3 separate regions of the Homo sapiens genome follow, and all the other regions are linked to region 2. Evidence: chromatin contacts called from ENCODE Hi-C or POLR2A ChIA-PET data. All regions are on one chromosome and are shown on one strand. The core of a region is the stretch at or near the end of the contact, and the rest is flanking DNA. Distances in the headings are between cores, read along the strand shown. Region 1 overlaps TSPAN7 (tetraspanin 7). Region 2 overlaps TSPAN7 (tetraspanin 7). Region 3 holds the start of TSPAN7 (tetraspanin 7).

Region 1 (4,943 bases), core at 1,878-4,377, 38 kb before region 2:
AACTGTAGTGTCTTGAGTATTGGTTTTCCACCAAGCACATTCTAGAACGAAAGCTTAAGAAACTTAAGTACTCTGGTTTTGGCCCTGAGAAGAGAAACAAGAGGCCACAGGTGCAACATATATGAGAAGAACCCACTCTGAAACTGTGGAATTGCCTTTCAAAGTAGCTCTAACCAAAAGTGATGGGCTGAGTCACGAGATAAGGCAACCGCATCGTATCTGCTCACCCCACAGCCTGGGAGGGGGATTTGATTGGCTGTTCATGAACGAAGGGCACAGTCTGGAAACAGAGTTAACCATGTATGTGTGTGATAAACGACATTTATTGAGCAGTACCGTGCTCCTTATACGCTTCATCACATTTATTCTTAATCTCTGTTTTGCAGATGAAAACCTGAGGCTTTCGGTTGTTGACTTTCAGCAACGTGCTCAAAGTCACAAAGCAAATAAGTGGTATAGCCCGGAGTCCAATCAATTTCTGTCCAACTCGAAGGCAGTTTTCTTGGCCATTATTATATTCTGCCTCTTGCGGCAGTGTAAGTAACAGCAGTCAAGGCCAAGGGCTGAGTTCCTCTGTCCAATATTACCCAGTCACTGACCCTCTCGTCTAGGTAGGTGAACGCTAAAGAGAAGCCTGGTTTTCTTTATACTGCCTAAGGGCTTCCTACGAGTGAGCTGTGAGGAAACCAGTACCCTGAACCAATTTCCACAGCGAGGTTTCTTGGGCAGTTTCTAATTGTCAATAGCCAGGAAACATGGGTAAACGCAGAGTGGGAAGAAACGGACTCTACAGACTGACCCTGGGGGCACTGGCCTTTTCCCTTCTCCTTTCCTGGGACGGGCCTCCCGTGCCCCTTATTGGGCATACTCCATTTTATGAACTGGGCTGTGTTCTGGATTATTTATACATTACTTGTTTGAAACTCAAAATGTATTTTCTTTGAGAAACCATGTTATACCTGGTGGCTTGTTTCTAGGCCAGTCCTCAAAAATCTATATTTAAGCCAGTATTAGGGAAAGTTATAGGGAAACAGATTTTTGGCTCATTACAAGGAAGAACTTTCTAATAATAGGCACTGCCCAAAATGGAGTGGGTTGCCTTGGGAGGTGTTACAACAGAAGGTAAACAGCTTTCTGGGCAGCCCCATAGAGACTCTGGATGCAACCATGGGACAGAAGTCCTATGACTGGGAACCCAGCAGGAAGGCCTAAGTTACACTGTTTCTCAAAACCTGTTCTCATTCTGACTATTGTCCCAGAAGACTTGTGCTAGCTAATTGGCTAGCCTTTGCTAGCCAATTATCTCCCTGGATTTTCATACATGGATGAATAGGAGCATTAACAGCACAGGAATTGGGGAAACCATTTTCCCAGATCTGGAGTTTCATTTCCTTTGATCTTCAAAGGAAGCGATAGGTCATACAATTTTGACACATTAAGAGCAAGAGAAAAGCCTGTTCAGTGTAATGGGGCTGCAATGAAAATGAGCTGTGTTCTTTAAAAGAGGATATGGCACTGGAAGGAGTATTTGCCTTATTATTTTAATTCTTCTATTTTCCATAAGCAAATACACTCTACATCACTTAGAGTCAGAAATCCTGGATGACTTTAAGAATCAGTGAAGCTGGTTAAAGATAAATTTACAAAAACTATAGTTGCAACCTTCATACTTTTCACATATAGACAAGGATTCTGTCAAAAACCTGACATATATTGGAACTAAAAAGAGGAAGTATCTAATAAGGTGCTATTAGTAATGGTATATTGCACCAGAGATCTATTCCTATAGAAAATTACATAGCTCGTTACATGGCTATGGGGGCAAATACAACTACACTTTGGACCCTGAGGCAACACAACCATCAAGCTTGCTCCTGCAGGATACATGCAGGGCTCTACCTGCTCAGCCCTCCTGCCCCATCGCTGCTCAGCCAGGTCCTACCTGCCTTTCAAAGCACAACGAAGATGTCCTTTCACCAAGAGGCCTTTCCTGACACTCAAAGACAATAATCATTTCATCCTCTTCTAAATGTGCTTAAGATTTTCCACATACCTCTTATGACTGACTTCTTTTTGGGGGGATGGAGTCTCGCTCTGTCGCCCAGGCTGGAGTGCAGTGGTGTGATCTCAGCTCACTGCAAGCTTCGGCTCCCGGGTTCATGCCATTCTCCTGCCTCAGCCTCCCGAGTAGCTGGGATTATAGGCGCCCGCCACCACGCCCGGCTAATTTTTTGTATTTTTAGTAGAGACGGAGTTTCACCATGTTGGCCAGGCCGGTCTCGATCTCCTGACCTCATGATCCACCCGCCTCGGCCTCCCAAAGTGCTGGGATTACAGGCGTGAGCCACCGCATCCGGCCATTACTGACATTTTTACCTTGTATTCTAAGACTTTGGGTACACCTTATCTGCATCCCCAGTCATCTGCTCCCTGAAAAAGAGATGAGTCCCTCATGGGATTGTTATTAACTATATATATATATATATATATATGTAATCACATTTCTGATAATGAAATATGACTAGAAAGAGTGCTTTGTTTGCAAATAGCTCTCATCAAGGACACATTAACAGGGCATTTTTCTTTGGTTTCTGAGGTTGCTAAGAGGGCATGAGATGGGAGAGGTTGGGCAGGGATCCTTACATGTAAAAACGGCTAGAGAGATGCAATAGTCAAGTCTGGAAACAGCATCAGAAGCTGTTGCATTCCTTCCATGTTGTGCTTAGAAATAAATATGACTGTTGTGGTCTTAGACAAATGAGAAGTCCAGAAAAGTATAACCTGGTAATCAGGTCCCTCAACTCAAAGACCAGTGATATAAGCCTCTTCCTTCCCCAAGAGTCACCAAAACAACTTATTTTAGAAAGCTAAGGCTTCTCAGCAAGAAGCAGAAATCCTTCCCCTTTGACAGTGTCAGCTGAAAGTGACTGGCCCAGTGACCACTCTTTAAAGCTGCATTGAAGGGCCAGAATGGTTGAGTCCTACCTGTGCTCCACACAAGTTATGGCCAAGGACATGCTTTCCTGGGCACAGGAAAGCCCCTGGCTCTTACCACATGTCTTCACTCACAGCCAAGGGCTGTCTGAAGCCCTGGCACACACTGTGAGTGACTGTGACCAAGGACTGCACTGGCTTGCTGGCAGGATGGACCAGCAGGCACCATGGCTATATTCTGACCTCTTACATCAATTGATATTATTTTTAGTAAACCATTCTCTCAACTCATTTTGCCTCGCATTATTCAAACGTAAAGTATCTTAACCACAAATCATGTGGCTACTAGCAAGAGATGATACAAGCCACCTTGAGCAAGGGGCTTCCTGAGGGCCATGGGCATCCTGTAGGGAAGCACAAGCCGCTGGCACTTCCTGGGACAGGAAGCCAAAGGAGCTACCCTTCCCTATAGTCAGGGCTCTGGGATGTACTTCTCTTGCACATCAGCTGCATTCTTCTCTATCTATGCACACTGGCTCTCTCTGTCCAAAAGCCTCCCATTAGAGCATTCCCAATTCAAACATCCAACAGAGACTGATGAGCAGCCTTGAACACAAATTTCAAATTCATGGAAGAGAGAATCTGAGGGGCCTGTCTCAGGTCAGGTGACCTCCCGGAAGCCATCAGCTGTGATGAGGGCAAGGCCATGTCCCAATGCCCCATCTTATCAGCAAGTGCTAGGAGAACAGATGGTCAGAAAAGGCTGTGAGCCGGGCAACCCACAGATTAACATGCCTGTCACTGCGAGACTTGGCTATCCCTTTCCTCCTGAAATAAAGGATAGGGACTGTGAAGCAGCCTATGTGTTCAGCCTGACTTTAAACACTGCATCCTGTACAGCATCAGAAAACTGTGGTGATAGACCTATTAACAGCACAACCCTTTGCCCTGAACGGACCCTGGGGAAACCCAACTCGGGTAGCCACAAGCAGCCTGTACCAGCGAGAGAACAGAATCCCTGGTTGGCTAACCAGGGGGCCTACAAGGAGGGTGCAATACTGGCAATTCTCAGGAGGCCAGGCCCTTCCCTCAGCTCCTCCCAAAAGTGTGGCTTAGGTCCTTGACCACATAAGGCTACATGCCAAGTGACTTCAAATAAATGAAGACACTATCTTGAAGGAATTGGCTTGTTGCCAAACTCACCATACTCTATGGACCATTCAAAGTAGGTCTCTCTTAAATGATCCAATGGCATTGGCAGGATCCTTTGGATATCCTTTCACCATCACTGAGCCTCTCACCACACCTCTTGAACCACCACCCCCCTTCTGACTTGTGAGCTCAGCAAGTGGCTAACATTACTGCAGCAGGGACTCTTCCCATGCAAGAATGAGGGCTTGGCGGTCATCAGAAATGTGTCAGTGTGGACAATACAGCATACGAAGAGGTGTCACACTGTGTCACAATCTGTTAACATACTCATTTGGGGTGAAGAAAGGGCCTAAGGACCAAGCATATATAAAATAAGTGCCTTCCAAAATGCTAGAGGGTATAATAAAAATAAATGTTTAAAAAGTAAATAATATAGTAAATAAAAAAGCAAGCACATTTGGGATTACACCAGGGACCCTCCTTACCTAACAGGAATAACATAATATTGGCATCTGTTACTTCTTTTTTTTTTTTTTTTTGAGACAGAGTTTTGCTCTTGCCCAGGCTGGAGTACAATGGTGTGATCTCAGCTTACTGCAACCTCCACCTCCCGGGCTCAAGTGAGTCTCCTGCCTCATCCTCCAGAGTAGCTGGGATTACAGGCTTATGCCACCATGCCTGGCTAAAGTTAAAATGCAGATGCCTGGCTGGGTGTGGTGACTCCCGCCTGTAATCCCAGCACTTTGGGAGGTTGAGGTGGGAGGACTGTTTAAGGCCAGGAGTTTGAGACCAGCCTGGACAACACAGCGAGACCCTGTCACGATGACAAAAATTTAAAAAATTAGCCAGGCATGGTG
Region 2 (4,633 bases), core at 1,585-4,084:
TCTAATACTCTAATATTCAAATCCACCCAGTCCATACTTAAGGCTATAGGCAGCTCTTTAGTGCTGAAAACAAACAGTTTTTGATACATAATTTGGTCTGAACAATTTGGTTTGACAAAGGTTTACAAAAAAAAAAAGAATAAATCTGTAAAGACTCTACAGCTCCCATTTATGGCTGTATTCATTTTGCAAATCAGTGACTCCATACAGTTGCAAAAAAAGCAAAACTCTCAATAGGGAAATGTGATGCTGGTGCTCATGACACTGAATGGGTAATGAGTTACCTAGCCTTGTGGCCATATAGAAAATAAGTCCTTCATTACTGCACAATATCACCCATAAGACACACATTCTACTGGGTGGGCCAGAAAACCATGCATGCTTTGTTCTCCAGATAGACGGCACAACAGTGCCCATGAATGACCTTCAGCCACACATCAAGCTAGCAGGGAGGCAAGAGTCCCTGCAGCTGGGGAAAGCAGGTGCTTCTCACACTTTGTGGGTGCCCCATTCACTTTGTAAATCAAGGTTACACAACTCAAAACATGTCAGAATAGTTTTCTCCTTCAAAGTCCAGTTAACTCATAGAGATCTTAATAGGATTCACAAGCATTATTTCAACTCGGCCCCTGGTGTATGGGAAGAACTGGACTTGGTAAAAACCTTCACAGGGTTTCAAAACACAAATCTTGGACTGCATTCAGATCCCAGTACTGCCACTTTTTAGCAGTGACCTTGGATGCACTGCTTAATCTGAGTTTCAATTTGTCTTTTGTAAACTAAGGATAATATCCATTCTTACTTGCATCTCTACACATGAAAAGAACTCAACAACAGTACCTGGCACAAAGGTGTTCCATAAATGGTCAGAAGCCTTGGGCTTTGGATAGTCAAAAATGTACTGGATTCAATAATGTAAAAAAGAAACAACAGTTCTACCCTTCAGGTTAAGTCGGTGGAAATACATGCATCTAATTTCACTCTCTTGAAACCCCATAAAAAACACGTAAAGGAATTGTTTTTTAAAAGACAAACTCAGGAGAACAGGAGATGGGACAATAGGAACAACATTTTGGAAGCTCCAAAGCAGACAGATGAGTGGTAACCAACTCAGCAGGCAAGGGAAAAAGATGAAAAAAAAAAAGAAAAAAAAAAAACCTCAAACCAGCAGTGACCAAAGCTGAAAATGGGCACAGGGCTCCTCTGAAACTGGGGGATAAGGGGGTCTCAAACGTGCAGAGGCTGGAAAGGAAGGCATCTGAGAAGCTGTTATGTCTAGCTCCCCTTTCCATTCCACAGAGGGACTGCACTTTCCCCAGCCAGGAAAATATCCAAAGGATTATTTCCTAAAGAGGGTAAAACATAGGGTACCTATCCTGGGAGGCATAGTCAGGTCATGAGTATTCTAATGAAAATAGGGTCATTAAGTGACCAAATACACACTGAAGCCTGAATGCAGAGAGACTGCCCTCAAGTCCTCTTTCCCCAAGAAGCTCCCAGACTAAGCACTAGACCTACCCTTCCTGCAGGAGACTTGAAGGCTTCTCTAGGGCATCTAATAACCCAAGGTGAAAGATCTAAAGATATATTGTCATAGGTATTTCCCAACAAATGCCCAACCCAGATCACTCTATAGTGAAAAAAAATTCAACAAGCTCCACCAACCTGCTTAGCTTCAGAGCAGCTTTCTAGTTCCCAAGAAACCAAGGATTACCAGACATCTGAGAAAAGCCTCTACCAAGGAAGACAGATCAAAATAAGCAAACAAAAGAGCACTGGGAACAGAAACTATACACCTAGGAGAAAAATTAAGCAAATATATACCAATGATATCCTTGGAGACATAAGATACTACATCCATAAAATAAGAAAATGATTTTTTTAACCCAGGAAACTAAAGAACCGAAACAAACACTTTTGGAATTGAAAATTATTATGAGAAATCAAAAATAAGAGAAGTGTTAGAAGATATTACTCCAAAATTAGAGCAAATACGAAGAGACGAAAAATAGGAGAAAACAGAAAATCAGATAACTGTTATGGAGATTCCAGCTCCTGAGTGTTAGTTGCAGAATGAAAAGAAAAATGGAGAATAAATGTTTCAAAAATAATTTCCCAAAACTGAAGAATTGAGGTGTCAGAATGAAATGGCACATAGTATGTCATAGAATGCCCAGCATAGTGGATGAAAACAAACCCATGTCATGGCCCATTAGTGTGACATTTCAGATCCTTGGGGACAAAAAGACTTTATAAACTTGCAGAGAGAAAAAGAAATCAGGTCCTAAGTATCCTGTCAGGAATCAGAATGGCTTCATACTTCTCTACAGCAATAGTAGAAACAGAAGACAACAGATCAACGTATTAATTTTCCTTTAGAGCTTTGAATTCTACTCCCAAACTCCCACCACGTATGATAGTAGAATAGACATTTTCAGGTATGCAAGGCCTCGAAAAACTTACCTCCCTTGTACCCTTTCTCACAAAGTTACTGGAAGTGCTCCACTAAAACCAGCAAGCAAAACAGAAGATATAAAAAGAAAAGAAGCTCTGACTCAGGAGAGAGGCCAAGGGAAGCTCCGGATGACAGCTGTGTACTAAAAGAAGACAACCAGTCCAGATTGGTGCAATGTGACTCAAGAGAGGGGCACACTGAGAACTTTCATCACAAGATGCCTGCTGCCGTTAAACCTGAAAACAATGATGGGGTGAGCTGGATGAGGCTTCTTCTGTTTTGCTTTTCCTGGCGTGGGCTGAGGAGATTCCTGTTCTTCTCCACTGCCTGAACCAGCAAAGGACTCTCATTTCACTCCAAGGCAGGCTTCTGAGAACTGGAGGCAGGCATCAAAGAGCTGAAGAGTAGGAAACGCAGAGCAGCCTGTGCCCCCACCACATTCCTGCTGGGCGCTCAGTACCAGTTCCACACTAAGTGTTGTCAAATGTCCTGCCTATCAGGAGACCCATTTTTCCTCAGATTCACTCAAGGCTTTACCCACCAACTTCCCCACAATAAGCTCTGAAAGCAGAAGCCAGATTTCTCCCAGAGACTTGGTGGGCTTTCATCAAACAAAACCAATGTCTCTCTTTCCTTGCACAGCTAGGTTTGTGCTTGCTGCTTGGTTTTCAAAACCATACAATATATTGTTTAGGGATACATACATAACTCTGGATGCTAAAAAGATAAGGAAGAAAATGAGTGACAAGTCAGGGTAGTGGTTATCTCTGGAGGTTATGCAACTGGGAAAGGGAACAGAGGAAAGGTCTTTAAGGAGCTGCTATTTTCCCATTTCTTAAACTGGGGGTGTGGGCCCGTTAGAATTTTAAAATTATTCTTTATATTGTACCTATATCTACTAAACATTCTTTTGTATTTACAATACATTTTGCAATTTATAAGATGATTTGGGTCACAGATTATGTTACAAAGAGTACAAGAATCTATACCATTTGTCTCTGTTGTTCCCCATAACAGCAGTGGACAGTCTGTTCCCACCATCACGATCCTTTAATATGGCCCAAGACAGCAGTCACAGAACAGCAATTCTAGAAGACACTTTATGGCAGGAACAAACAGAAACAAGACCCTCTGTAATTAGCTTTCATATACAGCCATGAGAAATGCCCTAATGCACCTCAACTAGTGGGGATTCCTGCAAGCTGACAGGCTTCTGAAACCGAAGTGTCTAGCCAAAAGAGATTGTTCTCACCATTTCCCCAACGTGACTTAGTCTTGTTTGAACAAACTGGCAATTCCAAAATAAATACCCCAGACAACAGGTTCACTTTCCCAGCATGATTCAGATGAAGCAGCAGAAATGTTTATTGTTAACTACTGACCCATGTTTGGTCAATTTCCTTAAACACTATGTATGCTATGCGCATACCACCATGACTAAAAGTCACTTTTCTTGAAAGGCATCTTGCTATTCGATTTCACTAAGCTGCTCCAACAGAAAAACTCTTTCCAAATTCTCATGTGCTGAATATTTTCCTTACGTGTGTAGTCAAAGAAAGAAAGAAGTCATTCTACAGCATTCACAGAGGACTGAAGATGCAGCCCAAGTCTCATGCTGTTTAGCCATCTGGCTGAGATGCGGCCTGCCTTCCCTACCCACCGATTTTCTCTTACCTCTTTTGGAATTCAACTCAAAATTCAGAGGCAGACAATCGAAAGCAACTGGGCACTGATTTGAGTAAGAGCATTATATTCCACTCACCTGACTAATAAAGTGAAACAGCTGGCTACGTTACATTAACACCAATGGATTTATACCTTGACTTTTCTAAAATATCACTGGAAACAGCATCTTCAGAAAGAATAATTTTTCTCAGACTTAAACTGCCTCCACTTGAAGAAGATTGCTCCATTGTGAATAGGCTCACCTCTGAGAAAACTCAGTGAAGTGTATCAAGACATGGCCACAGTACTCTTTTTCATCAGATGTTTCTGATAAAATATTGGCCATCAATAATGACTCTTCTCCCAGATTAGAGCTTCTCAACCATGGCTGCACACTGGAATCACCTGGGGAGCTTTAAAAACTACTGGTGCTTGGGTCTCACCTTCCAAGAATGAGCTACTAGGTCAGGGATGTGGTCTGGGTTGAGTTTGGAAAGCTCCCCAGGTGATTCT
Region 3 (4,552 bases), core at 987-3,486, 51 kb after region 2:
AAATGTTCCAGGTTAACATTTAAGACTATGAAAATCTTGAAAGTAGAAAAAATTAAAATGAAGGCATCAAGGAACTTCCGGAGGACATAAAATGCAGTGATTGTTTAAGATGTATTGGGGGCATTAAGTAATTAGATTCATAGGGGTGGAATGTAAGCAAGGAGAGTTAAAGTGCTCATATGAAAAGCCTCAGCCTGGAAGACCCCCTTCTTTACCAGCTTGCAGTGATTCTGAAAGAACAATATTTCTTCATGTGCACTGTTAACCTTATTTTTAAGGAAGATAAAAATACCTCCCCCCTCCCAATATGATTCACTCCAGTAACAAATAGGAAGTCAAGTAAATGATAAAGGGCCAAACAAAAAGAGATTTAAGGAAACACATAAAAAGCTAAACCAGTTCCCAGGAATGGCTACTGGGAAGTTTCAGCAATCAGCATGTGTTACTGCTTTTTACAGGCAGAGCATAAGATGATATGATCTGTGCATAGCTCACAATTCCACTACTGAGACATTTCAACCTGTGTCGTTGTCAGTCCAAATAAAGTCCGTTTCTGTGTTTGCCTTGTGCAATATGCCAGTTAATCTATCCTAGCTCATTGCAGAGCTCCTGGTATGTGTGGTCTGGGGAGTCCATACCTTCCCTGACTTGAAGAACCACCAACGCCAGCGATAAGGAAATGTCCGGGTGCATTAGGAATATTTTTGATCCTCAATAAATCTCTGCTTCTTCCTTGACCATTGCAAACAGTCCGGTTTGCCATCTAGCTGATTCTCGGTACCTCATACAGCACTGTGCTCCAGTTTCAAAGCAAAAATAGGGCTAATATATGGTGGTGGGTGAGGGGCGGGGGTGAGGGGTGCAAGAAGAAAACAAGCAAAGGTTGAACTGGCTTTTCCTACAGAGCCTCAGATTTCAAAATGACTGCCGTAGAAGCTAAAATGACCCAGATTTGGGGGACAAGGGGGGAAGAGGGTCGATATTCATTCCCCTGCGGGGTAGCTGTAGCTTGATTATGGGCGTAAGGAACTAGGGAAGACGGGGTCACCGACATGAAAAGAGAAATAACAGGGAATGGTCTTTAAGTACCACGCACCTCTCTCAGTGAATCACTGCAGTGTCAGCCCTGCACTGATTCCATGATTTGCCAAACAGGATGAGGTAAGGCACAAGCCTGGAGCCCCCTCCTCCTCCTCCTCCTCCCCCTCCTCCTCCTCCCCCCTCCCCCGCGCAGAAAGGCGCATCCCTCCGCGAGGTGCACCACGCAGCCCCCCGCGGCCCTGGCTGAGGGGTGACGTCACCCTTCTGCATTGAGCTTCAAGGACCGGCGGCAGCACTGGATAGATGGGGAGTAGAGTTGGGGCGCTATCTCTATCACCAAGTGGAGGGGACCCTCTGCCAGGGCGCTGCGGATTGTGCTCATGCAGTGACAGAACCACCAGATAGGGAGTGTAAGGATGCAGGGAGGTGGGAAAGGAATCCAAAGACTCATCTCTTGGGTCACCAAGAAACCTCAAAGATGCCCCCGGCTTATGTAAGACCCTCTCCCTTTCGTGCGCCTCCACGCGGTGACAACGCCTGCTCCCCATCGTGCGCTTGGGAGACTTCGGTCGCCCTTGCCCAGCCAGGCAGGCACGGTGCTTCTGGTGCCTCCCTCCCGCAGCCCCGTGGGGTCAGGAATAACTGGGAATCTGAGATTAAACCCCACGCTCCCGTGTCCTCTCCTAGCCCGCCACAGGTTAGCTCCAAGAGGCGCCGCGAACCGGCTGGTAGGGGAAGGGAGAGAAAGGTGTACAGCGAGGAAAACAGACGAATAAACCCGCAACTTTCCCCAGGAGCTGACCCTATCCCGGGAGATTATAAAAGAAACTAATGCATTAACATTTTTTTTTTGGAAGGTCGACAACCTGCAGTCACCGACACTCCGCAGCCCCTTGCAGCCTGCGCGGAGCGAGGTCTAGGGTTCCAGCAGCCCCGACCCGCACCCTGCCATCCTGCAGCCCCGACCCAGCACCCCGCGCCTGTCTCCTTAAAGAGGGGTCCCAGATTTGATTTTTGGTTTGGGTTTTCCTCCCCACTTCTTTTCTCAGAGCATCATCATACGGACCGATGGACAGCGACTCGGCCACCGGCCCGGCGTGGGCACTTACCCAGAAGACGAAGGAGTAGATGATGAGGAGGGTTTTGAGACAGGTTATCACAGGTTTGGTCTCCATTCTCCTCGATGCCATACTACAGAGCTCCGGCGGCGGCGGCGGCGGCGGCAGGCGGCGGGCGGGCGCGCGGGAGGGGGAAGAGGCGGGGCGGGGCGGGGCGGCGCGGGGCGGGGGCGCGTGCCGCGAGAGGCCTCGTGAGCGCGCAGGCGAGGCCGTGCGCGTGCGTGAGCGCGCACCGCGCGGGGCTCCTACTGAAAAAGCCGGGCCGGGCAGTGACTGCGCATGCGGGAAACGCCGCCCGCGTTCGCAATACTGCGCAGGCTTAGACCCCCAGCGGAGGAGGGAGGCGAGGCCAGGCGAGGCCAGGCGAGGCGACACGGGGCGCGGCAGGACAGTGGGGAGGGAATGGGAGAATTTAGAGGCCGGGTCAGAGGTCACGGGAACCTCTCCCAGTCCGCCCTGGCATTTAGATTTCTGCTTTGTACACAGTTGGGCGTTACATTTGCAGGTATGCCTGCACCTGGCTATGGGAAGTTTATGGGTGCCCCGCTGCCCATCAGTCACGTTTCTGCATTTTGACACCCCCCAGGGCCTTCTCACATGGAAATGGCCCCGTAGTCATGTCCTTGGCAACCAGCAGGCCTTGTTTGTGCCAGGAACAGACAGGTGGCCAGAGATACAGCTGGAGGGATGGGCAGGAACGCCGGAGCTCAGACAGACCCCAAATCCTCGCCACCACAGGTATCTGCAGGCTCCTCCATTTTTCAGATTTGTCTTACATTTTGAAATAATAAAACGAAATGACAAGAAAGGTCTGTATGAGGCGTCATTCTTGCTGCGCATACAATGTTTAACAGAATACAGAAAAATGTTTAATATGCCTGAGAATCATTTGCAGCGCGCTAACAAGTACAGTCCACCTCCCTCCTGTAAAGGAAAGCTGCATTGAGGTCAAAAAATAATGTTCACAACCAATTTGGAGTTCCTCAAAAAGTTGAACAGAGTTTGCATATGATCTAGCAACTCCATTCCTGGGTATTTACCCAAGAGAAATGAAAATATATGCCCACACAAAACCATATACATGAATGTTTATAGCGGCATTATTCACAATAGCCAAAAATTGGAAACAACTCAAATATCCGTCAGCTGATGAGTGGATGACCAAAATTCGGTGCCTCCATACAACGGAAAATTATTCGGCCACAAAAAAGAATGAAGTACTACTGGTAAATGCTGCAACGTGGATGAACCTTGAAAATATGCTAAGCGAAAGACGCCAGACACAAAAGACCACATATTGAATGATTCATGTATAGGAAATATCCAAAATAGACAAATCCATAGAGACAAAAGAGATTAGTGGTTGCAGCGAGTGGGAGGCAGGAATGAGGTGACTTTTAATGGGTAAGCGGCTTCTTTTTAGAGTAATGAGAATGTTCTAGAATTACATAGTGATGATGGTTGCACAATACTGTGAATTACTAAAAACCACTGAGTTGTATACTTTAAGAGGATGACTTTTATGATATATTAATTATATCACAATAAAAACGTACATTCCACCCAGATATGGTTTGTAGAGGAACACACAGATTCAGTGGGAGATTTAGCTTGATTGCTAAGAGACTAGTCAAAAACAGCAACACTATCACAGGTTAACTCAATCGTGGATGATGATGTTAAGGATACATATTTGTGAAAGAGTGAAAAACAGAGTCAATAAGGCTTGGGAAAAGCCTGCTAAGGTCAGTTGTTACAGGAGTAATTATTACCTCTATCCAGTTATATGTGGTCTCAGGTCAATAAGGTAACTGTATGAACAGGACAAAAATATGAGGAAGAGGAGAACCTGTTTAAGGAAATTGTCAACTATAACAAAAAGGTATGTGGGCATACAAGGGTGGAATATAGGTGCAGGTGAAAGAAGGGACAGGTTGAGCAAGGTGTCTGTTATAAAGGGGTCTTGGCACACTGATTCTCGATGCTGGGTGCTCATTTGCATCACCTGGTGTTTTAAAACAATTATGAATGCCTGTGCCCAATCCCAGCTATTTGGAGTCATTTGGTGTGGGGTGAAAGCTCCGCGTTTTAGAAGCTCTTCAGGTGGTCTGAATATTAAGCAAGAGTTGAGGGGCATTGCCCCATACTGCAATGAACTTAAACCCAACTTCAGAGAGGAGCTTTCTCTTTCATTCTTACAGACTCCAGGCTGATTCCAACTGCTGCAGCAGCAGGGAAAGGATACTGAAGACTTCAAGCCCAGTGGGTATCCTTAGCATCAAAAGATCTTGGCCATGTATAATTATTTTGTAAAGAGGTCAGAAATCTCAATGTTCAGCCCAACAGTGACACTGCTAAGCATCATAGATAATTTGGTGAGTTAATATATGACA

The links. A loop is a pair of places that touch in the nucleus more often than their neighbours do. ChIA-PET counts read pairs that join two places held with the same protein, here RNA polymerase II (POLR2A). Pooled maps may share reads with other maps.
Region 1: a map of gastrocnemius medialis shows a loop between it and region 2 (2.2-fold over the local background). The contact joins two enhancer-like sites. A Hi-C loop is called at or near these places in 8 of 168 maps with a recorded cell type or tissue (Caco-2, HepG2, IMR-90 and 5 more), 3 of 37 single-sample maps with no recorded cell type and 7 of 50 pooled maps. POLR2A ChIA-PET finds 5 or more read pairs at or near these places in 1 of 52 experiments (GM12878).
Region 3: a loop to region 2 is called in a map of gastrocnemius medialis, with 2.9 times the contacts of the local background. The contact joins the promoter of TSPAN7 here to the enhancer-like site in region 2. A Hi-C loop is called at or near these places in 2 of 168 maps with a recorded cell type or tissue (breast epithelium and gastrocnemius medialis) and 3 of 50 pooled maps. POLR2A ChIA-PET finds 5 or more read pairs at or near these places in 2 of 52 experiments (T-cell and WTC11).

What each region holds. Positions count from the first base shown.
Region 1 is chrX:38,648,600-38,653,542 of GRCh38, reverse strand. The region is part of intron 1 of TSPAN7 (tetraspanin 7); the gene reads right to left. Among named protein-coding and RNA genes, the nearest start is that of TSPAN7, 90 kb to the right of the region's middle. Within about 2 kb of position 3,127, at least 2 of the 41 ENCODE cell types and tissues checked have a DNase peak (open chromatin) inside an H3K27ac peak, as active enhancers do; they include gastrocnemius medialis, where a contact is called at or near this core.
Region 2 is chrX:38,610,497-38,615,129 of GRCh38, reverse strand. All of the region lies in intron 1 of TSPAN7 (tetraspanin 7), which reads right to left. Among named protein-coding and RNA genes, the nearest start is that of TSPAN7, 51 kb to the right of the region's middle. Within about 2 kb of position 2,834, at least 2 of the 41 ENCODE cell types and tissues checked have a DNase peak (open chromatin) inside an H3K27ac peak, as active enhancers do; they include gastrocnemius medialis, where a contact is called at or near this core.
Region 3 is chrX:38,559,226-38,563,777 of GRCh38, reverse strand. It overlaps TSPAN7 (tetraspanin 7), which reads right to left and starts at 2,236. Exons shown (of 8, transcript NM_004615.4): 1 at 2,151-2,236. The coding sequence starts at 2,231. RefSeq lists an enhancer at 1,635-2,136.